3 separate regions of the Mus musculus genome follow, and all the other regions are linked to region 3. The links are chromatin loops, found by intact Hi-C in ENCODE. Cell type or tissue: left cerebral cortex. All regions are shown on one strand. Region 1 has its middle 47 kb from the start of Gm29843. Region 2 holds the start of C330018A13Rik (RIKEN cDNA C330018A13 gene). Region 3 has its middle 20 kb from the start of Gm30028.

Evidence for each region. A loop is a pair of places that touch in the nucleus more often than their neighbours do. Peaks named below come from ENCODE experiments on the same cell type or tissue, not always from the same donor. Only the 100,000 strongest peaks of a DNase experiment are listed, where the experiment ranks them.
Region 1: it touches region 3 in a loop (2.1-fold over the local background); 3 of 42 quality-filtered maps call a loop at or near these places.
Region 2: a loop joins it to region 3, with 2.5 times the contacts of the local background. A loop is called at or near these places in 4 of 42 quality-filtered maps.

What each region holds. Positions count from the first base shown.
Region 1 is chr5:116,751,205-116,759,204 of GRCm38, forward strand. No RefSeq gene overlaps it. Among named protein-coding and RNA genes, the nearest start is that of Gm29843, 47 kb to the right of the region's middle. In left cerebral cortex, no CTCF peak of the experiment used is centred here; DNase peaks (open chromatin) are centred at 3,566 and 7,683.
Region 2 is chr5:116,119,928-116,127,927 of GRCm38, forward strand. It overlaps Ccdc60 (coiled-coil domain containing 60), which reads right to left. Exons shown (of 14, transcript NM_177759.3): 14 at 5,654-6,250. The coding sequence ends at 6,149. It overlaps C330018A13Rik (RIKEN cDNA C330018A13 gene), which reads left to right and starts at 3,687. Exons shown (of 2, transcript NR_153384.1): 1 at 3,687-3,900; 2 at 7,799-8,000. In left cerebral cortex, a CTCF peak has its summit at 3,590 (motif pointing right); a DNase peak (open chromatin) is centred at 3,624; H3K4me3 peaks cover 880 bases; H3K27ac peaks cover 298 bases.
Region 3 is chr5:117,033,888-117,041,887 of GRCm38, forward strand. No RefSeq gene overlaps it. Among named protein-coding and RNA genes, the nearest start is that of Gm30028, 20 kb to the left of the region's middle. In left cerebral cortex, a CTCF peak has its summit at 3,622 (motif pointing left); a DNase peak (open chromatin) is centred at 3,615.

The DNA.
Region 1 (8,000 bases), 280 kb before region 3:
TTGTTTTCAACAAATTTATCATTTTGTGTATTGATAAAATATATTCGACAAGACTGTGTTTAAAACTTTTATGACTCTTTAAGTGAAAGATCAGTTTATTACTTTGTGCTATAATAGCTTCTTGACTTTCTTACAGGAATTATGATGGCCTAATAATATGAGTTTCTGACAATTCTTTGCTTTGAAACAGTGTAATTTTTCTATTATCTTGTCCTTAAGTACTTGATAAAATATTGCTGTAGTTGTGAGGAAGGTCAGGTAAAGGGATATTTTAAGTAGTGGTTTCAATTTATTTAAATATAAATACAAGACTATGTACGTTTTAATTTATGCTTCTGTTAATACTTAGCTATGTTTTTCTACAAATCTGTGATTTGTATCTAAGTTATCAATTTCACATAAAAAGAATAAAAGAGTTGAAAACAGGACAGCTGGGTGGTTGCCTTTCCCTCTTTCATGCCATGCCCTTAACAGACATCACTAATCAATTGCTGGGTTTTTTTTTTTTGTTTGTTTGGGGGCTTTTTGTTTTGTTTTGTTTTGATTTTCCTATCTGAATCCTTCTCAGCCTAAATATGCTGCTTTGAAAGGTAACGCTGCTAAAGTTGAGCTGTGGTTATTAATATGTCCCACGTTGTATAGGAGAAAACAGATCAAGTCTAAGAACTTGGTTTTTCAGAACCTGTGCTCTCAACCTGCCGTATCCAGATCTAACCCACTTCCAAAAGCCAGAAAGTGTGTCTTAGACTCTTTCGAGAGATGACTTAGGCATGTATTCTAAACATTCACATGCTGCAGTGTTTAGCACGACCTGGTGACAGAATTGAAGAGCTATTCAGGGTAAAATGGCTGAATCTTAACTGATCTTAACTGTCTCACAGTACAAAGATTTATAAAAGCAAAACAAAAATGGAAAGACAGACGGACAATCAACAAAGCTTCTGTATTTGGCTCTTCTGGGCAGCCTGGAAAGCACCCAGAACTCCCTCTAAGAGCCCCCAGCTCAGCACACAAAAATCAGCTTGTCCAGGCAGATTATCCTTTCCTGAGCCTCTGCCAGGACCCTGGGAAACAAAGCCCCAGGGGGGCTTTCTGTCTGTTGTGACCTACTTAGATGTGACATGCCTAGTAAGGTCTGGAGTGGCACTAATGGGGATGGACAAGAAGGTAAGCTTTGAGTGGCCCAAGGGAGATGAGCTCATGGAACTAGCCTAGCACATTCCTGGGGGAAAGGTCTGTCCAGGGGAAAGACATGTATTAAATCTGACCTCAGAGCCCTGCTTAGAACATCCCAACGGCACCCTTGTATGTTCATAAAATAGTCAAGACTTCTTAATGTAGCCTCCAAGGTATGTCCACTTCACTCTCCTCCTTCCGCCCTTTCCTAATCTGTGCCCTCTTGGAGAGAGACTGGATTATTTTTAGTTTCAAACTGGCAAGATGTTCTGCCTTTGCTCTGGGCCTTTGCTTGGATGATCCCCTTTGACATCGTTCCTTGTCCTTGTCCTGTGACATCCCGAGGGTTGCAGTTCAGCTGTCACCCAGATGACATCGTTTCCCAAACACAGGACTGGACCTGCTTCTTTGCTCCTACAGTGCACAGTACTCACCCTGAGGACACACTTGTGAGTTGTCTGGAAATGTTCTCCCCGTTGTTCACAGCACCTCCCACCACACTGTGGGCTGTTCACCCTCCTCATGAGTCCACCTCAGTCCCAGGATCCACCTATGATGCTTTGGCATCCTTTAAATGTCTATAATCACTTCAGGCTCATCATGTGCAATCCAAAGCTCCCAGGCATCCCCTCCCAAGTCCATTGTGTCCACATCCCACTCTGCTCCACTCATTTTGCTGCTCAGCCTGACATCATCTCTCTAACATTGTCCTCTGTGAACGGAAGTGCTTCCAGAATCTTGCCACTACCCAATGCCTTGATCTTGTTAGCCTAATCCAAGCCAGCATCATCCTGCTCCTAGGTGATTAGGACACCTAATCGGCCTCTCTGGTCTTCCCTGGATGCTCTAAGTCAGTGGTTCTCAACCTGTGGGTTTTGACCCCTTTAGGGGTTGAACAACCTTTTCACAGGGGTCATGTATCAGATATCCTACATATCAGGTACCATACCTATCAGATATTTGTGTTACAATTCATAACAGTAGCAAAATTACAGTTATGAAGTAGCAACAACAATAATTTATGGCTGGTGGAGGGGTCACTATAGCATGATGAACTGCACTAAAGGGTTGCAACATTTAGAAGGCTTAGAACCAGTAAGTCCCAAAGAATCATCTAACAGAGATAATGAACCATGCCCTGTATCTTAAGTCATAATTTGAATCCTAGAACCCTTTGTGATCAATACAGCCTTAACTTCCATCCAGACGCCTACAGCCTACATCTCTCATACTCTGTTCTAGCCACACACAGATTCCTGATATTTCTAGGACATGCCAAGCACACTTCTGCATTTCAACCTTTGTGCCCACCAGCTTCCACTTGAAAGCCCCCTCTACAGACAGTCACACCATCATCATCCTCCCTCCCTCTCTTTATGTGGGAACAGGACCTAGGATGAGGTAGGGAGAGTGGGGAGGTGTGTGAGAGGTGACAGAGTCACATGAGGGGTCGTGGGATTCAGACTCAGGAGAACAACATCAGGGTGCAGATCTGAGTTTACTGAGCACCCCATACGCTTATATACAGTGTTTGAGCCAATCCCAAGCCCCTAAATTCTCAGCCAATTGTATCCCGCCACACCTTCACCATACCCAATGAAAGCCCTGAGTGGCATGGGGTGGGGGGCGGAGGCATCATCAGCTGTTAGGACTTCCGTGAAGACAGTGTTCAGGAGCCATCTTAGATCTAATGCTGCATACTGCAGATCAGGACTCTTCAAGGAGCCGCAGGAGCCTGGGTCCCCTTGTTCTCCATCCCACCTTTTCTTTCACGAGGTTGACTTCCACACCCCCGACACCATTGATTTCAGGTCTCTGCTCAAACTCTCACACAATAAGTAACTACTTCCATTACCACTCCATAAGTAACAGCAATCCTTAGCGCCCTCCTAGTCTTTCCCTGTGTTGATTTTTTTTTTTTAAAATCAGGACCATATTGTCTCCTCCTCCACATTTACTTATATGTTGTTAAAGATGTATCTCCCCAGTTAGCAGGCAAGAAGGTCACAGAGTCATACTTTCCCACAGGAAACCCAAAGCATATCAGGTCATGTGTTTTTATTGAAAAATCAAGTCAGTCATGTGACCATCTGGTGAATCTTAGGACCCCCTCCTCCCCAACACCTCCACCCCACCCCTGCCCCCTCCCCTCACCCCAGGTACTTAAAAAAATCCCAAGCTTGAGATGCAACCAGAGAATTACTGAGATGAATTCCAGCTGAGATCGAGGCAGCCCCGGGGGTTGTTTAGACAAATACCAGGGGCCAGGGACTTGGTTCTCTACAAGGAGGAGAGCTGCATACAAAGTCTTACACAAAGCAGGGTTTCCAAAGAGAAATGGATTTTTTTTTCTCAGCAGCCCAAATGAGCTCTCAACAAATGTACCATCTGCTTGGATTCCATGCAGGCTCTCCCAGAACAGACCATTAGCTCTAGTGAAAAAGCAAGCTCCTGTGGTGTAGTTAGGAAGAGACTCCCAGAAGCCTGGTGAGAGTGTAGGCCCCATAAGAAAGGGAGATGGAGAAAGTCAGAGAAAGGGACCCCATGAGTCAGTTGCTGCTGTGCACAGATACACAAAATCCTACTGAGAACCAGTGGAGATGAGACGGAACATCTCAGAATCGTCAGGCCTAGGAGGGTGTCTTCTGCTGTTTCAGTAGCTTTAGACTTCCAGCCCTGAGGCCCTTGGAAGCCTCTGCCATGTGTGGAACACCACTGGGATGTCCTAGTCCCAACTGGATCTCACCCCACATGATGGCTAGTTTTAATTGCTAAATTGTTACATCTAGGGATTCCCTATGAAAAGAACCTGGATGAGGGAATTGACCAGATCAGGCTTGCCCATGAGTATGTCTGTGGGAGACTGTCTTGACTGTTGATGGATGTAGGAAGACTAATTGTAGGCAGTACCATTGCCTAGGTATGAAGTCCTGAACAGTACAGAACAAGAGAAAGTTAGCTGAGAGTAAATAGGCAAGATGGATATATTTGTTTCTCCCTGCTCTTGACTGCCAATGTCATGGAAAACGCTTGGGTTCCTGCCTTGATGTCCTCTCAATTATGAACTGTTACCTGCAAGTACAATCTGGAATAAATGCCTTTTCTCCTCTATGTTGCTTTTGATCATCAGGGCAGTAGACAGGAAATGGGAATATCTCTACTCCTTGGTGTTCTTGTCATGTCCTATCCTTTTAATGTTCTTTTATTTACTTTAAGACTGATTTTCTATTATTCATTTTTTTCTCCACTAAAATGACCAGGAGGTGAAGTTCTCACAGTCTATAACATTGCCAGGGGACTTAGTGTTTTAGTCAACACTATTGTCAGAGGGTTAATATAGTGGGACAAGGGATGTCTCATCATCAATTGTGTGAGATGTCCCTGAGGACATTCATTTGCCTTGTGCTGCCAGGTTGTCCTGCTGTTCACTCATTAAGGTCCTTACAGAGCAGGAGAAAGTTTTTTGGTGGGGGTGGGAGGGCAAGACTGAGAGGTAAGAAGGTGTTATCCATATTCTCACAGACCAGAAATCTGCCAAGAAAGCAAGAGTCAAGTGAGCCAAGGGGAAATTCTACCACTGTAAGGTGAAAGTTGTCTGTGAAAACTGTAACTCAAAGAAAGACTAGCTCTTGCTAACTCTAAGTATGTCATGATATGAGAGGGGGGGGGGGTCCAGTTTGTGAAGGTTAGAGCAGTAACTGTAAAAAATGGAGTCTGTCACCAGGAAGAGCCAGAAGGGCCTCTTTGCCTCAACTCATGGTCATGGGCCAGACCAATAGGAATGAGATACAAAAGGAAGATCCTTCCAGCTTCCAATATGGCGGCATTCCCATGCAGTACTGAACAAACAGGGAGAGAAATGAAGAATAATTTGGTGGCTAGTCTTTCTGGAAGAGCACAGGCACATCAAAAAGAATATTTTCTGGTCCTACTAGGATGCAAAGTGTCAACCAACCATCATAGTCATATCTCACACTTCTACCCTATCTTGTTTTCAATGGTTCAAAACACTTGGCAGACATTCTTCAGGGCATACATGTGCACACTCATATCCACCAGAGGAATTATAGTGTCTAGACACTTCCACCCCAATTCTGGCATGACAGAATAAAATCTCTGAGGGTGTTAAGTACTTCTGTGTTCTTGCCTCAGTTATCCGTGGACCAAGCTATGCAGCTGTGATTGAAACAGAGATGAATCCCCTCAAGTTGCTCAAGGCAGTAACAACTCTTAGGCTGCCATCATGGTTCCTCGGGCTTCATCCAGAAACCCTCTTCTCTCTGGTCTCAGTTTTACAGATGCCTAGGGATACATGCAAAGAACAACCATGACTCTAGAAAGGAATGAGGGATGTGGCCGTGACTTCATCTCTCATGACACACCTTTCTGCAACAGTATTCTTCCTTAGCATTCTTCCTGAAGCCCTGGGCAGATGCCTGCTCTCCATTCACTTCTGATAAATGCTTTAATAAGTTGACCAATCCCATGTGAGTAAAAACTGCAAAAACATTTGATAAATATTTGTTGAATAAGTTAGCCAGTATCTTTACAAAACTGGCAAAGGAGCAGTGCCTACCCAATGAAAATAGATACCTAGAGGCTTGGAAAAACCTTAGTAGATGCCAGGAAATCTCTTTTATTATTAAATATTTGATTTTTTTTCCTCTGTGACTCTGTATATCTGTGTATCTACCGTGTGTGTGTGTGTGTGTGTGTGTGTGTGTGTTGTATGTGTGTTGTGTATGTGGTACTGGTAGAGACCGGAAGAGGGCATCAGATCCCATGGAACTAGAGTTACAGGTGAATATCATTATTAATGTTATATCTGGTCCACGATAGAACAATAAATGGAATTAGTTTCTAATATACACTTTTTTCTCTGTGTTCTCTGGGAAGCCAGCCCTCCCTTCAACTTGGGCAGCATTCTTTAGATATGGAAACCAAGGTTCAAAGAGATGTTTACCACACAGCTTAGAAATGGCAAGCAAGCTATATCTCTCACACTCCAAAACATCAGTGTTTAATCTGTTTTTCCTAACTGGTCAAGCAATAGCCAGATAGACTCATAAAGCTTCAGCCTTGATAATTTTGAAAGATTGGCTTTTAAAACAAAATGACCTAAAAGGTATCATGGTTAGAGAAAATGCTGCTAAGATTTGAATATGAAATGTTCCACAAAGGTTCATGTGGTCTGCCGGAGTCCTCAGTAGCTGCTGCTGTTTTGGAAAGTGTGGGAGAGTCCAGAAAGTGGAATCTAATGAGAGGAAATAGATCACGGAGGGAGAGGGGGCAGGGATTGTGTCCCAGAAGCTATTTTTTTCTCTCAAACACAGACCCTACCCCACAGTGTGACTCTGTGATGCTCCGCCCTGCTCACAGTAGCAACAGAGCAAGATGGACCATGGGCTGAAATCACAGCCCAAATAAATCTTTCCCCCTTTAAGTAGTTTTCTCAGATATTAGTCACAGCAAGGGAAAACACAAGTACCTAGGATGATAATAAGCCCATGGCTGGCAGAGAAATAAATTCTTCTTCTTCTTTTTTTTTTTCCCCCTGTGACAAAGACACCGCAGTACTGATGAGCCTTTGAAAACAATTATCCTACCTGGATCAAGCTGTAACTCACCAGAAGTTGCTGCCTCAGCTGATATCACTTAAAGAGGGTGGTTTGTGCTTTGTATTGTTTTCGGCCTTTCTTGAACTATACTTTTTAAAAGGGACCAGGAGCCCCTGTTGGAAAAAAAATCGATCCCATATTTCCATTTTAATGTAAACATTTAGCGTCCACCGCTTTTCTCAGTATCGCATTAACACTTGAATGCAAACACCATGCCAGAAAGTACTTCAAAGCCTTTCTTTTATTTCTCTTTCTCAGGCAGAGATGGCAAATGGAACAAAATTGTTTCCCAAGTCGATAGTTGACTAAATGCAGTAATCATAGGGGCAGGGGGAGGTGAAGGGTGTGGGGCACTTTATGGAGGGGGCGTAAATACAAGCCCATCAGAAAGCAGTTTCCCCCACAGGAAGCTGCTGCGGGGCTTATTCGAATTCTCAAAGAATCTCTTAAGTTCTATTTTGCAAACATTGCATTCTTCTAAAACCTCGTGGTAATGATAATAAAGACATGAGGTGGGTTTTTTAAACACAGCCAACAGAGGCCATAAATGACTAAACTTCCCTTTTTGTGTTGCTGAGATGACCATCCGAGGTTATCAAGTAAAGGCCTTTGGGCTGGCATTCATGGGATTTGAAAGCAAAAATGCAATTTGGAGTCCAAAGCTGGGTTTCTGCCCTTCCCCTACCTCCTGGGAGTTGGTTTCCTACTTCCCAGACTGGAGAAGGCGGTCAGCCCTCCCCCTAAAAATCACGCCAGCTGTCTGTGCCGGACCACGTCCACCCGTGCGCCAGGTGCAATTGAGGCAATTTAGGCCGATCACCAAGTGCTCCATTTCAGGCAGAAATCCTGCCAAAGTCTCCTACACAAAGCCACATTCCGCACTTCCAGTCCCACATTCCATTTTGCTTGCATTTGTCTGCCGTGATTACCCAGAATTCCAAAACCACTTGGCCCCGTTAAATAACAGTCAGTACGGGAAAAGCCTGAATAACGAAGAGGAGGAGGACGGCTGGAGGTACCAGCTGAGCTCTGAAAATAGACGAGGCCTGGTGAACTCAGGAGAAAGAAGTAGGCTCAGCATCCAGAAAGGCAGGCTCACCCGTGAGGACACTCGGCGTTCAGAGGACATAGGCCATCAAAAGATAGCCCCTACTACCAAACCCAGCTGTCTCGAGGGCATTTCAAGGCAAATGACATCCTTCGCGT
Region 2 (8,000 bases), 910 kb before region 3:
TCTTCTTCTTCTTCTTCTTCTTCTTCGTGGTAAGGACAATATTAGGCCCACAGAGTGAAAGATTTCCAAGGAAAGGGAGGGGGAGCATTCCCAAAAGCACCGCCCCCAGAGAAGGCACCCTAGATAAAGGACCATCTTAGCCAGGCTGACAGCATCCCATACTCCATCATTTCACCAGTGAAGGAACGGAGGCATGAGGAGTAAACCTTTCCAAGATCACAGGCTTACGGGGAGAATCGAAAGAGAATCTGATCAACTCCAGGCCCCCATTCACTTTTTCCATTGCTGCCTCTGTCTAGACCCAACTCTGGTAGAGACTTTCAGTCTCTTCTTCCTATAGCCCAACAGGGCCTCCTCTGGGGTAGCCTTCTGAACACTTGTTCTCCATTCCCAACCTTGCCTCTCCCCCTCAGCCTGTGATCTTGAAAAAGTTTACTCCACATGTCTCAGTTTCTTTGTTCATGGAATAGGGATTTGGGATGCTGTCAGCTTGGGTAAGATGGTCCTTCATCTGTGAGCCTAATATTGTTTTTATCACAAAAGTGATACACATAAAATCTCAACAATGTGCAGGGGTCACCTGCACAAGACCAGTGCAATCAGGAAGACAATATGGATTGGGGGTGGATTTCACAAGGCTCGCCCCTGGGTGAAGGGCTACAGGCACATCAATGGCTGCTGAGAGAAGAAGAATCAGCCTTCTCAAGGGATGATGAACCCCTGCTAGGGGAGAGGTTATTCTGTCCTTAGACACAAACCTATGAGCAATGCCAACTTGACTTGACAGGAGATATATCTATATCTGTCTATCCATGTATGTATGTATGTATGTATGTATGTATGCATGCATGTATGTATGTATGCATGCATGCATGTATGTATGTATTATGTATATCTCCCATTTATCATCTATGTATCTATGTAGTTATCTCTCCTATGTATGTATGTATGTATGTATGTATGTATGTATGTATGTATATATGTATGTATCTCTCCTATGTATCTATGTATCTATCTCTCATATGTATGCATGTATGTATCTATCTATCTATCTCTTATATGTATGTATATATGTGTGTATTTATCTATGTATCTATATATCTAAGTATCTATGCATGTATGTATGCATTATGTATATATGTATGTATGTATGTATGTATGTATGTATGTATGTATCTATCTATCTATCTATCTATCTATCTATCTATCTATAGGAGATCATGAATTTGAGAGTGAGTGGGGCCACAGAAGGTGTTGGAGGGGGTAGGGGTGGGTGGAAAGAATGTAAACCCGGTACGCATGAAATTCTAAAAAAAGAAAAAAAGAAAAAAAAAAAAAAAGAAAAGTTGCAAAGGCCAGATGTGTCTTTTCTTGTCACCAGGTTGGGAGCCTGTGACTTTGGCTTTACAGTTAGTCTTTATGTTTTCAGAGGCAGTGATGAGAGGAGTTGGGGGACTTAGGGTGCAGTGAGCCAGAGTCAGACACTAAGGCATGCACTCGGAGACAGTGACTGCCGAGCCGTCCTCACCATGCAAGATTGGGGCACTGTGGACTGACTGTGCACACTCCATTCCCTGGCCCGCTCTCGCCGCTGCCATCTCTAATGTGCACCAAGATCCTGCCACGAGCTGGATGCTGCACATTGGGTCCTCGTGGCCTCTTTAGTGGTCTCCACACCTGACACGCGTGTTGCCCTTGGAGGCTGTGCAGAGAATGGGAGCACCACCGAGATCTGGACTTTTACCACGATTACCACACTGAAGCAGCACTGTGGAGTTCTTTTCAGGCTCTTGCAAGAGAAGGGCCATCTCTCACATGGCGTAGAGTGCGCTAGCTATGTCTCCCAGGCTCAAATGCTGTATGAACGGTCAGAACTTGCCTGCCCCCCACATACCTCATCTCAGCCCTCTATCTTGTAGGCCACTCTACCTCCAGAATTTGTCCATTCGTTATGGGCAATTTTTACTTTCTTTCCATAGCTGTTCCCTTCAATACATAACCTTTTAAGATTACATTTTAGTGCGCGTGTGCTGTGTGTGTGTGTATGCATATATCCACAGAGGCCAGAGACCAGCTTTTGAAAGTCAGTTCTCCTCTTTTACCATGTATAGATTCTGAGGATTGAACTCAGGCCACCAGTCTTGGCGGCAAGCCCCTTAATCCATCTTGCTGGTCCCCAACACCTTAAAACCAGTACTGTAAATCTCTGACAGCCCGTTCTTCCTTATCATATCTATGTCGAGATTCTTGGGGACTTTGGGGGCTGAAGATGTCTCTGTCTCATGAAGTCATTTGCACTTAGTATGTCCTCCACTCTAATTCTAACCCAGTGGTTTCTAACCTGTGAGTGTGGCCCCTTTTAAGGGTCACGCGACCATTTCACGGGGTGGGGGTGTAAAGGGGGCACATATCAGATATCCTGCATGTTAGATATGCACATCACAATTCCTTAACAGTAGCAGAATCCATGAACTAATTTGTACCTGAGGCACATTGCAATAACAAAGTAACACTGAAAAGAATTTTATGATTGGGGGAAGAGGGTCACCCCAACATGAGGAACTGCATTAAAGGGTCACAGCTTTAGGAAGCTTGAGAACCACTGGTTTATTGCAACACCTGGCATGCGGCACACACAGACAGCCTGCTGGCTCTCTCGTACATCATCGTCCCTTGCTGGTGCTTGATGGGATATCTCTGGGAAGGCCCCACGATGCTGGCTACATTGTAGCTGTGCTCTCGGTGAGAGAAGGTCTGAGCATGGGAGGGATGCATGCTATCTAGTTCACACCAGTGAAGCCCCCCTGATCCCCGGGGGCACCTGTTCTCTTCCCATGAAAAGATAGCCATTGTCGTTTTCTAAATATCTAAAGAGATGCTGAAGTTATCTCACTTCATCAGCTCTCCCAGTGTGTTCTTTTGGAAAGAATAGAAACTCGTCTTCTTTAAACTCACCCTCAAGCAGGTGTCCCCAAACTCTGACTTCTTAGCCTAAATATGTCCTGTGGTTTGCTTTTTATAGGATTTTTTTTAAAAAAATAAGGGCTATGTAACTAGGCATAGTGGTACACACACCTGTGATTCCAGTGCTTGGGAGATAGAGGCAGGAGATTCAGGAGTTCAAAGCCAGCCTCAGATACATAAGCAAGTTCAAGATCCGCTCCCACAACGCTGGGCTTCAAAACCAAATAAACAACAAAAGAACTGTTTGTATAAACAGAAAGTTCCACCGATATCTACTGGAAGTGTTTCTCTAGGGAAGATACAGTTCCATCGCAGCAGCAACGTAGATGGCTTGTGAAGTCTAGCGGGATGGCAACTTTGGGGACCAGATACATTGTTGCTGTTCTCTCGGATTCTGATGAAGCTGTTCACTCCAAAAAGATTTCTCCCTGGGGCTCTTGAAGCCCAAGAGACTGGAGATGATGCTTGTGTTGCTGCTCTTTGCTCCGGGTCATGTTTCAGTAACAAACCGTCTTCCTTGTCTGAGCATGTAGGACTTGTTACTGTTGTTGACAGTCTCTGCCTTCCCTTTTGGGCAAGACCCTTAGGTTTCGCTCAAGGGCATGGTGAGAGTGGTGCTAAGAGTTGCCACTAGATGGCGCCATAGTTACGAGCAATAGACCGACCGAGCTGGAGTCTGGCGTGGAGGAAGCAGAAAGTCTTGTGATTTCAGGCTATTTCCTGTCCTAGACAGACCTCATTCTAGACTCTGCTCTGCCACAGATCGTCGGTGTCTTTGTATGCTTAATTAAAAAAAAATGGGGATTATAAATAAAGTAATGCTCCATTTTCCCTCAGAGAGATGCGGTGAACATCAGGGAGACCAGACTTCAAGCGCCAACCACAGTTGGGCAAGGTGGACCAAAGGGCTCTGTTCTGATCCAAAGCTGGATGAAGGTACGGAGTTCTAGGGTGGCACACTCAGGACAGCCGTAGCTACAGATGACCCAGTTTGCTTAAAAAGACAACAGGGAAGGAAGGGTTTGGGACATTTTTATTATAAATGATAAACCATTTGAGGAGTGAGCTGTGTTTGCTTGTGATTGAACACAGTACCACGTACACATAAAAATCACCCAGCACAGTATGCACAGTTTCAATTTTTTTATGTAGTTAGGAATCAGTTACAAATAAGTTCAGGGTCTGGGGAGTCAGTACTGTGTAAGCGTGAGGGTCTGAGTCCAGCTCCTTTCACCCATGTCAAAAAGCCAGGGTGGGGAACATGTGCCACAGACTCCGGCATTGGGAGGCAGACACAGGCGCGCTTAGAAGCCTGATAGCCAGCCAGCCTAGCTGAATCCACAAACCCCGGGTGCAGTGAGAGACCCTGTCTCAAAATATTAAATGTGAAGCATGCTATGGTGTTTGTCAACTTGACACAAACCTGAACAGCCCTGGGAGAAGGGAGACGGAGCTGAGGAGTCCCTCTCACCACTGTAACCCCAGGCATGTCTGTGGGGGATTGCACCCAATCCATTGTGAGGGTGCTGTCCCCAGGCAGGTGGTCCGAGGCTGCAGCAGAAAGCTAGCTGAGTGATTTATAAAGAGCAAGCCAGTGGGCAGAGTTCCTCCATGGCCCGTGCTTCAGTGTCTGCCTAGAGTTAATATCTTGACTTTTTTCATGATGATGGACCGTTCCCTGCAAGCCAAATAAATCCCTTTCCTCTCCAAGTTGCTTTTAGTCAGCGTTTTATTTATTCTTTTTTTGTCTTTTTTTTTTTTTTTTTTTTTGAGCCTGGATCTCACTGCATAGCTCTGGCTGGCCTGGAATTAAAGGTGTCCACTACCATCCCTGGCAGGGTAGAGTAGTTTTTATCCTAGCAGCACACGAAAAAGACAGAGTGGTAGAAGGCCACTCAATGTTCACCTCTGGCCTATGTGTATGTACACACACACACACACACACACACACACACAGGCACGCACACACGCATAAACACATGCACAAACACATGCTCACACATGCACAAATGCACACACACATGCAGGCATGCATGTGCACACACAAACATATGCACACACATCTATACACACAACCTTATACAAGCAAAACATAAATGTAATTTAAATTTAAAAAGAGTGGAAGAATCCTTTCGAGCCTCTGTCTCCTTGTTTGCAGAACAGCAAAAAGCCAGTGCGTGGGGGCCGTGGGGGCCGTGGAGGCTGTGGGGACCGTGGGGGCTGTGGAGCTGGAACCAGATAATCCATTCCACACTGTGTAGAAGGGAGCAACCTATCAGTCAGTGGTGCGTCTGTGAGTCTGTCTGTCTGTCCTCAGGGCTCCGTTCTCTCCTCTCACTTCTCATTTTATCAGAAGGTATCCTGATGTCAACCTCTGCCTTCCACATGTGCCCATGCACAGCATGAATGTACACGTGTGCACACATACATGCCATTTCTTTATGTGCATCGCAGTTAACCATTCATCTGTCCCTGAATCTATACTCTACCTGTTCATTCATCCATCCACCCATTCATTCATTCATTCATCCATCCACCCATTCATGCATGCATTCATTCATCCACCCACTCATTCATCTGCCCATTCATTCATTCATTCATTCATTCATCTATCCACCCATCCAGTTATCCATCTCTCTACGCATCCACTTATCCACCCACCCATCTGCCTATACTACTACCTATTTATCCATCTCTTTATCCATTCATTTATTCATCTGTATGTACTCAGGAATGTCATATGCCAATATAAATAATTACATTACGCAGGCAAAACACATGGCACTAGGTTGTCGAATTTACAAAAGCTCACAAATGATAGCTTGTTCTCCTAAGATCTGATTGCCGCACCCAAATGCCACACCTTGAATTCTTCCTTGGGAAGATGTCAAACATCCAGGTTAGATTTATTATCCAGGGCTTTCGGGGAAGGGGAATGGTGACAAGAGTCTGGGAGAGAAAACAAGAGTCCACATTGGACAGTGAGCGGAGGTAGGGAGCCTGGTGGGGGAGGGGAGGGCCACCTGGGACCACCCTCTCCAGACAGTCATATTGTTAGAAGTGTCTTCAGCTGATCTCACTGCTCCATGCCGTGTGTCCAGGAGAGAAGAGAGGAGGCTACGGGCACAGGCTGGGCTTAGGGATGTGGTGCTGGCTTGCTTTCCTCCACGGGGACTGGGCCCCTCTATGTCAGGATGGTGCGCTGCCGGAAGGGAATGTTGACTCGGCTCTGTAGCCAGTTGATGTAGTCTTCCTGGGGCATATGAATAATGTGTTCTCTCACAAACTGTGGGGTAAACACAGTGTTAATCTCAGAGTCTGGTTTGAGAGCCAGACTAGACTGCCACTCCCAACCTCTCCTTGACATCCCAGAAACCTTTGTGAGATCCAGGATTCCCCCCTCCCCTGACCCCCCCATGACTCAGACACTCATCTTTAGGTTGGTGCAAAAGTAACTGAGAGTTTCTTTGCATCACTGTTAGAATACATAATACAGACTGATGGCTACGTGATACAATGTTTTTAATGCCACGGTCCTTGATTTACATGTTTGGTAGTGACTTGTGCCCTGATGTTTATTTTATACTGTGGAAATCTATGTTAGTCGGAGGACAGATATGAGTTTCTTTTTGGAAAAAAAAATTATTTTTCATTTTATATGTGTGTCTGTGTGTGCCTGTGGAGGCCGGGAAAGGGCATCGGATACCCTGAAAATGGAGCGACAGGTGGTTGTGAATGAGCATATGGGGAGCAGCCGGTGATCTTAACTGTGGAGCCATCTCCATAGCCCTTTGATGTTCTTATTTGAATTCAACAGAGACAGTGGGTTTGCTCCAGGGGCTAATGAATGTCCAGCGCAGGGCGGTTCAGGGAGACAAGGGCTTGTTGAGAGCCACCATGGAAACTGATCCTTTTCACAAGACTCAAGAAAAGTGTTGTTTGAACTGTCAGTTTCGCTTACTATGCGTAGAAACAGCTATTTCTCGAGTGAGTTGTGACACGGGCCAAAACATGGACAGGGTAAGGCAAGCGATGACAGCCAGCTCTGTAGCTAGGACTGAAAGAGGCTCTAAGGCAGAAACCAGACTTGTACCAATACCCATCATGGCTGCTGTTTGTTGGGCTGCTTTTCTGATCCATTACAGGCGGGGGGGGGGGGGGGGGGGCATCCCTGGGGGATCTGGTGCCCTCTTCTGGTTTTGACGGGCATCAAGTACACTTGTGGTGCTTCTATGTGCACACAGGCAAAGTGAGTATACATGTACAACAAAAATAAATCGAGAGAGAGAGAGAGAGAGAGAGAGAGAGAGAGAGAGAAAACCAAAACCACTCAAATCTGCTGTGGTCTCTCTTCTTGGTTGTCAAGTTGGCTACCTCTGAAATTAACTAAACCCCAAGCTGCTGGGGTTTACCCGTGTGGGGGAAGTTTTCTTAATTAAATCGTTTGAAGTGGGGGAAAAATCCACTTTTAATCTGGATCTTTAGATGTGGGAAGTTAATAATACCTTTGATTTGGGTCACCCACACCTTCCTGCCGGCAGCAGATACAGAGGACACGGAAGAAGGAAGCCCCTCTCTCTGCCATCTTGCCCTCACTTCGGCTGGCAAGTCCATTCCTCCACTGGCACCAGAGCCTGCTTCTTTGAAGAGCAGCTCGGACGTCCAGCCTTGTGAGCTGAATAAGGACTGGGCTCTCGTACCTTCCGTCGGTGGACAGCCGTTGCTGGGATTAGCAGGACTACAGAACATAAAGCATCCTGAAGGGTCTCCTACATATTCACTCTCCATGTTGTTGGGGAGAACCCTGACTAATGCATTTGCTTTTTGCCAACAGACCAGTGTTTCTAAAGTTAAATGAAGTGGGCTGAGTTTGGAGCTGTGGAATCTGGGGCTATGAACTTTGGAGCTATGGAGCGTGGGGCTGTGGAGGCGTGGACTGTGTTCGTCCAGCGTATTCCTCTGACCTTCTTCCGGCTTATGTCTGCTTCTTCCATCACCTGAACCACTCTTTGGCTGGGGAACACTTCTGTAACCGG
Region 3 (8,000 bases):
CCAAAGTAGTTCATGGTGTTTTCTTTTACCCAAAATACCGCCATTTTGTTCTATCCTGTGAACGGGAGGCCTAGGAGAGCAGCGGATGCCTGACTGGCACCATTTATTACAGCAGGCATTGACAGATGTGTTCTTCTGCACAAAGCCAACTGGTAGACACCAGCTCTGCTCCAGGAATCATGCTCATCAGAGACACTCCAACATAACAGACAGGACCCCCCTCCATCCCTGGGCAAGGAATAAGACATATTTAAAACTCAGAACTTAATGTCACTCCTCTTTCAGGAGGAATGATGTTGGAAAAAACCCAAATATTAGTCAACTGATGGGTATACAGGTCAGATGGAATATTAGTCAGCTCTCAAAAAGAATAAAGTACTTATTTGTGATCAGTATGAATAGACTATGCTAAAAGAAATAATCCAGCAATGAAAGGCTATACATTTCCTCCGTTCTGTTCTCATAAAATGTCAAGAAGTGTCAAGCCCTGATACAGAAAGCAAATTTATGGAGTGTGAAGTAGGTGTAGTTGAGAATAAGTATGTGGTCTCTTTGGTTGACAAAATGTCCTAGACATAGATTTTCATGTTGGTCACACAACTCTGTGACTACGGAGTTGAAAAATTGAAGGACTGTGGTCTCCGAGAGACGATAGACCCTGTCCTCTCCAAGCTGCTTCTGATCAGGGTGTTTATCTCAGCAACAGAACGCTAGCTAAGACAGTCACCATGCCCACAGAAGCCATCTCTTGCCCTCAGAAGGTCCTGGGGGATGCACACAAGGGGTATCACCCACACTTGAGAAGACAGGAGGAAGAGGAAGTCTAGACAGACCTTAGAAATGGACTCAGAGCTGTCTGTGCCATCTAGCAAGGGCAAGCGGTTGAGTAGCTAGCTAACGGGCCACACTGCTCATTGCAAGTCAGAATTAGAAGACCTTCTGGGTTTTCATTCACACTGGGTCCAAAAGAAACCCCCTTTCTAATCCACTCTGCCTGTTGGAGACAAAGCGTCTTCCCTACAGACACAATGCATTCGCACAGAGCATTGGCAGGTGTTCTTTACTGAGCACCTCATCTGCAGCCAGTTTTGGACAGGATTCTGGGGAGTAGGGGGACCAAGGCTCTCGGAAAGGCAGCAGCATCTATAGGACAACACATTCGGCAGATGTCCACAGGGCTGCAGAATGGGCAAAGTGATGGAGCAGCTGCCACAAGCCTGGAATGAAACACATCATCCAACCCGAGAAGATGAGGAACAGGGGACCCCTAGGAAAGGAGAGCCCATGCAAGGAAGGGTAAAGCTGCTATGCCTGTCACCCAAGCACACAGGAGGCTAAGGCAGGAGGATCATGCGTGATGAGATGAGTCCAAACTATATAGTGAAACCCTACCTGGGGGTGGCAGGGAAGGTTCAAATACCCAACTACCTATTGGGCTATTTCCTAGGAGACAGGGAGAGCCAGCCTCAGCATCCGCATCTAGCACGAGAGATAATCATCTTGTGGTACTCAGCATAGTGGCTGGGTCACATAAAGCGCTCAATAAAGTCTCGGCAATAATTGCTACGGAAAGGTTTTAGAAGACTCATTATATGATAATACTACCAGCCATTCATACGACACCTGTTGTTCGAGAGACACTTACCTGTCGCCGTCAGGGCACTGGTAATGTTGTGCACACTGCACTCTTCTGAATATTTATCACAGCTTGAAAATGCACCCAAAGGGCAGTCCCCGCCTGCTGTCTCCCACCAGAATGAGAGCCCCGCAGAGGAGGAGCCTATAGCTAATAGTGACACGGGAGCTAAAGTTCAGTAGGGTCTGAGGAGGCAGCTCGGCTGAGAGAGTGCTTATCTGGCAAATGTGTGGACCTTAGTTGGATCCCAGAACCCATGAGGAAAAGAAACATGTGGGTGGAGACATGCTCCTATAATCCAGAACTGGGGACGTAGAGACAGCAGAGTCCCCATGCTCACTGGCCAGCTAGGCACACGTGCATGCATGCATGCATGTACACACACTATAAATCGTGATCTGGCCGAATGATGATCCCATGTATAGCAATCCACAGAAATAGGTTTTACAGCCCTAGATACTCCAAATGAAGGCTCTGAAGTATACAGAAAGGCCACCCAGCCTGTAGTGTAGCCCCCAAATGTTTTAGAAAGAAGGCCAGATTCAAAGGCCATATATGCTTGAAGGAAAATGGGCTCGAGAGGAGTTGTCAGGCTAGAAAGGTTTTCAGGAGGTTGGTGAAGGAAGTGGGTGGGTGAACAGGTGGGTGGGTGGATGAATGAACGTATGAACTGATGGATGGATGGAGAATAGATGGATGGATGGATGGATGGATGGATGGATGGATGGAGAACAGATGGATAGATGGAAGATGGATGGATAGAGAATGGATGGTTGGATAGATGATGGATGTTGGAGGGATTGATGGATGGATGGGTAGGTGAATTGTGGATGGAGGAGTGGGTGGATGGGTTGTAGATAAATGGATGGTGGATGAATGGAGGGAGAGGTGGATGGTGGATATACAGATGGTGGAGGGAGGGATGAATTATGTGAGTGGATAGGTCAGGGGCTAGATGTATGGTTGAGTGGATACACGGTAGATGGGTGAGTGGTAGATGGAGGGATGGAAGGGTGAATAAACAGATGGATAAACATTAAGGTAGGTGGGTAAATGAGTGGATTGTAGGTGGATGGATACATAGGTGGGGTGAGATAAATGGAAAGATGGATGGCCATACGTAGGATAGATATATAGGTAGGTGGGCAGTTGGATTGTGGGTGGGTAGATAGGTAGATACATAGGTAGATGGGTGAGTGGGTCACAGATGGGTGATGAGAAGACCCTCAGAGGCACCCAGTCCCCTCGTATGGAGTATTTTATACATACAGTGACTGTTTTATTAACCGTAACCAAAATAGATATAAAACTGCTGTCCTGATGATTAAAGCAGATTCGGTACCATCATGAGATTCCGGGAATATAAAAACCCTCTCCACGAGGCCTTCATACCAATTTTTTTCTAAGACTCGCATGCTAAATCCTTCTTCCCTTTTTCCCTCCGAGTCAAATAAAGCATAGATCAGCCTTTAGCCTGTCATGCCTTCGGCAGATTTTCAAATCCTGAGTGCTGAGGCTTTAAATTATTCTGTACCTAACTTGGTTAAGCGGCACCTGAGTCTAGCTAGGATAATCTGATTGTCAGAAAAACAGAGAGGGCCTGACCTGCAAATGGTCCTGCGGATGCTGCAGCTGTCCAGGAGACTGATGAAGGCAGCTGAGAACGGCTCTGAGAGATGGCTGCTGTCCAGTCGAGTTCAAGCTCACACCCAGTCATGAAACCCCCAGATGGTGCTTCTTCCTTACCAAAGACACTCCAAAGGCAAACCTGGAGCTTTGCTCTCCTGTTCTTGGGCCTCCTCCTCCCTAGCTTCCCCTCCCCCTCTCGAAAACACAAATACTCACACCCCCTGCTGTGTTCGTGGCTATAGTTGATGAAATATATAAAAATAGTTTAAGAGAAAGCCCCACCACAGTGTCTTCCTATTTCCTTTGAAATTCTCCCATTACCAATGCCTTCTTTTGCACTGAGCACTGCCCTCTTGTGGCCTGATCATGTCATTTAAAAATCATAGTCAAAGAATTCGCCACCAGGACTTACATGGCTATTTCTTAGAGACAATAAAGAAACCAGAGAAGTGTCTTTTGCAACATGCTCATGTCTGTGAAGTGGATGCTGTGTAATTCTGACACTTAACACCCAAGAGAAAATGCTGCAGCCTGGTATACCTGCTCAAATTAGATCATTTAGCCATGGCATCTTTGGGGACCAACTCCTAGATTAAGTTACTGCAAAAGTTGCTTCTCTTATTGCCAAATATCCAACAAGAAGCAACTTAAGGGAAAGAATTTATTTTGGCTTACTGTTATTTACTGGGGCGGGTGGAGGGGGGAACATGGCGGCAGGAGGTAGCTGGAGACTTTGTATCTACAGGAAACACAGCAGACATACTACAGCAAACCTCACATCTTCTACCAGGGCTCTACTACCTTCCAAAACAGCGCCACTGTAGACCAAACAAACAAACGCACAAGCCTTAAAAGAACATTTCTCACTCAACCACCATGGCCCCCTTCTCAAATAACCATTGGGCCAGGCATGCTATCTGTGGGTTTCTTCTTCAATTAGCTAATCTCAAACCAGAGTTTTCAAAGGAACAATGGGCAGGTGGGTGCAATGGGAGCTCTTTGATTTCCAAATTTTACTCCTTTTTAAAGGTGAACAATATTCCACTGTACAGAGAGACCACATCCATCACCTTTTGATGGACACATCGGTTGTTCCCACCTGTTGACTATTGTAAGGAACGATGCTATGAACATTGGTGTGCAAGAATTTGAGTCTGTGTCTTTCTATCTTTCCCTGTTGCTGTGGTCAAATACTCTGACAAAAGGAACAAAGGAGAGAAGAAGGTCTCTTCTGGCTCACAGCTGCAGGTTACAGTGCATCACAGCTGAAGGAACTGGTCACTTGGCATCCATAATCAGGAAGTAGAGAGTGGAGAATCAGGCTGCTAATCTGCTCTAAATTCTCTTCCTGGGGAATGGTGCCACCCACAGTGGGCAGGTCTTCCCACCTCAATTAACCTGATTATGATAACTCCCCATAGGTATGCCCAGAGACCCATATCCCAGTTGATTCTAGATCCTGTCAAGTTGGCAACACCCCACTGCACGCCCTGCTTTTAATTCCAGATGAAGTATTGTGTTGTGCCCAGTCATTAAAATCCATTCCCTTCTTCTCCAGCTTGACTTCTTTTCATGGTTCGCAATGTTCTTCCTTCTGCCACTGGGTTTAGGTTGCTTCCTCCAGGACTCTCTATCCATGTGGTAGCCTAGAAATTTGTGTAGCCACTCCTGTCCTCCAAGAGGCCCCAGGAGTCATCTCAAACTGGACTCTCTTTCCCTCCCATGGAGCTATGCTTCTGAGACAACTGGGGAGGTGACCTTGATTGAGTCCCCGGAGTTTTCCTGCCATGCTAATTCCAGGACAATGTCTCCATCACCAGCTTCCTTTAACCAACAAAGAAGATTAATATAATCCTACACAAGTTAGCCACCAAGCAAATGTTTACTGGATGATTAAAGAGCAGGATATTAAAATAATCTAATTTCTTTGGAACTGGGCCAACACCTCCTTAGGTTTAGCTACAGTACCACCTATACAGGACATGTCAATGTTTCATGGTGTTAGACTGACAGGCCTTAACCATCTTGTGTCTCTTGTGCTTGCTGCATAAGCACAGGTTAACAGAGCATACTGCTCTTGTGCAGAACCCAAGTTTGGACACCATTATCCACGCCAAACACTCACAACCACCTGTAACTATATCTTTAGATCTGATGACCTCTTCTGGACTCTGCAGGTACCTGCACTTGTCTGTGTGTGTGTGTGTGTGTGTGTGTGTGTGTGTGTGTGTGTGTGTGTGTATCTGTGTCTGTCTGTGTGCCTGTGTATGTGTCTGTATGTGTCTGTGTGTCTATGTATGTGTGTGCATGTGTCTATGTATGTTTGTGTGTGTGCATGTGCTACACACCACACTATGCACGCGCACACACACATACACACAGCCAGGTATGCTGGTACACACCACTGATCCAAGTACTGGGAAGTGGAAGCAGAAAGATCTTTAGAGTTCACTGGCTGATATGCCTAACCAAATTGGTATGCCCCAGATCCCAGTGAAAGGCCCATCTCAAAACTATGGAGGACTACTAAGGAATGTCACATGCACACACATATGCATTCTCACCCATGAACACATCACACACATAAATAAATAAATAAATAAATAAATAAATAAATAAATAAATAAATCCACGCTAAATAAATAAGGTATGTATTTTAGACTGGTTAGGGAACAGAGGACGATGCAATGAAAATGTCTTGATACGTATTTGTTGGGGCTTGTGTTCTCCCACATCCAACTACGAGAGGAGGGGTTCCCCTCCCCTCAAGTCAAGAGGAAAAGGCTCAAAGAATCTGGTAGGCTTCCTGTTTTGTGGGCTGAGGCAGAGTACTAGAACCTCAGCAGGAGTTCAAGGCATGCCCGATGTGTTAGAATAGTAGCTTGAGTCTAAACATAGCACACCAGGCCAAAGCAGTTCCACATGTAAGATGTGTAAGAGGTTTATTGGGAGAGAGAGGGGCAAGGTGGTGGCAGAAAGAAAAGGGGGGAAGAGAGAGGAGGGAGACAGACAGACAGACAGACAGACGGGGGTGGCTTTATATATGAGTAATGACATGGGTGATGACATAACACAGATAAAGGTGGGAGATGAGCCAAGTGGATTCCAGAAATATGGTGGCTGTTGACTTGGCAACAGGTCTGCAGGTCCCACCTATGTGATGTCACGGATTTCGGAGGTCCTGACAATGCCAACAATGCCTAGGTGGAGTTTCCTGAACCTGGGAGCAAAGGGGAGAAAGGGCTTCACTGGGAGCAGGCTGACTTTGCATAGATGGGCAAGTCAGAGAGATGTATAGGCTGATTGGGGACGTTGTAAAGGGCACTCCGTGGATATCACTTGGCCATGTCTTCTCCCAGCTCTCTTCTGAGAGCACTCTATCTCGCCATGCACTTCCAGGGAACCAGCCGATTCCGGTTATATCCCATGACTGTACCAAAATACCTGTCACAAACAACTGAAGAAAAGACTTGCTCTGGTCCTGATTTCAGAGATGATAATCCAGAAGTCTCAACTCCATTGACAGTGAGGTCATGACAGGCGGAGTATTATGGTGGAACCAAGCTCATCTTATGGATCATAGGAAGCAGAAAGAGGCAGGGAGGAGTCCAAGATAAGATACAGCCCCAAGCACACACCCCCCCTACTAACTTGCTTTCCCCGGTTAGCCTCCCACCTCCTATGCATCCCACAAGACCACCAATGAAGACTCATAGGGAGTCAAGGCAGGCCAGCATGAGCAAATCTGTCCACACTGGAAGAATCTGCAGCTGCCAGTTGCCAGGAGAGATCAGGGAACCACAGCAAGAGAGAGAGCCTCACACTAAGATCTTGTTCCTTCGTTTCCCAAGTCTAGTGACCCTAAGCCCTCTGCCGAGGCCACACCTGAGTGGAGAATGGAATCTCACAGGACAGAAGCAAAGGGGACGGAATACAGGAGGCAACCACCAGAGTGAAAGAGGAGAAGGGTGTGAAGCTAAAGACATCAGACGCAGAGCTCTGAGAAAGGGAAGCCTAGGAGGTCAGCCCAGCCTGACTGTCTCCATAACAGCGCAGGGAAACTCAATTAAGCGCAAGTAGTGGAACAGCACAGGAGTCAAATCGCATGCAACGTCGTGAGAAAATAACAATTCTCACACAACAAAGGCAGGTCAAGTGTACACAGCCACGGAGAGCGGGAGAGAGGGAGCCAGAAACTCTCGCCTAATATCTCAAAACGGATGAGACAGAATTGAGAGAATTGTGGCTGGGTGATAGTTATATATTACAAGTCCCTACAGAATAAACCCAAAAGCTATGTGTTGAGGCACATACCTGTGGCTCCTGATGTTGGAGAAGTCCAGGTGAAATGGCCCCAAGTTCGAAGCCAGATCCTGCCTCAACCACACTTCCTACCCCCCACCCAAAGAATTTGAGAAAATCAACCCAAAAGACCTCTATTTATCCATCCATCCATCCATCCATCCATCTCTATCTCCCTCTCTTTCTCCATCTCATAAGCACATAATTACACGCCATTCTGCACATGAATCAGATGCCAGAGGACAATTTATAGGATTGGTTCTCTCCCTCTAACCAATGGGATGCAGGGGTCAAACTTGGGTTTGTGAGATTTTGTGGCAGGCAACTTTGCACCCAGAAGGCTTTTGATAATGATCATTGAGGAACTTAGGAGATTGCTCAGTGGATAAAGCATTTCCATGCAGTCATGGAGACCAGACTGACAGAACCCATA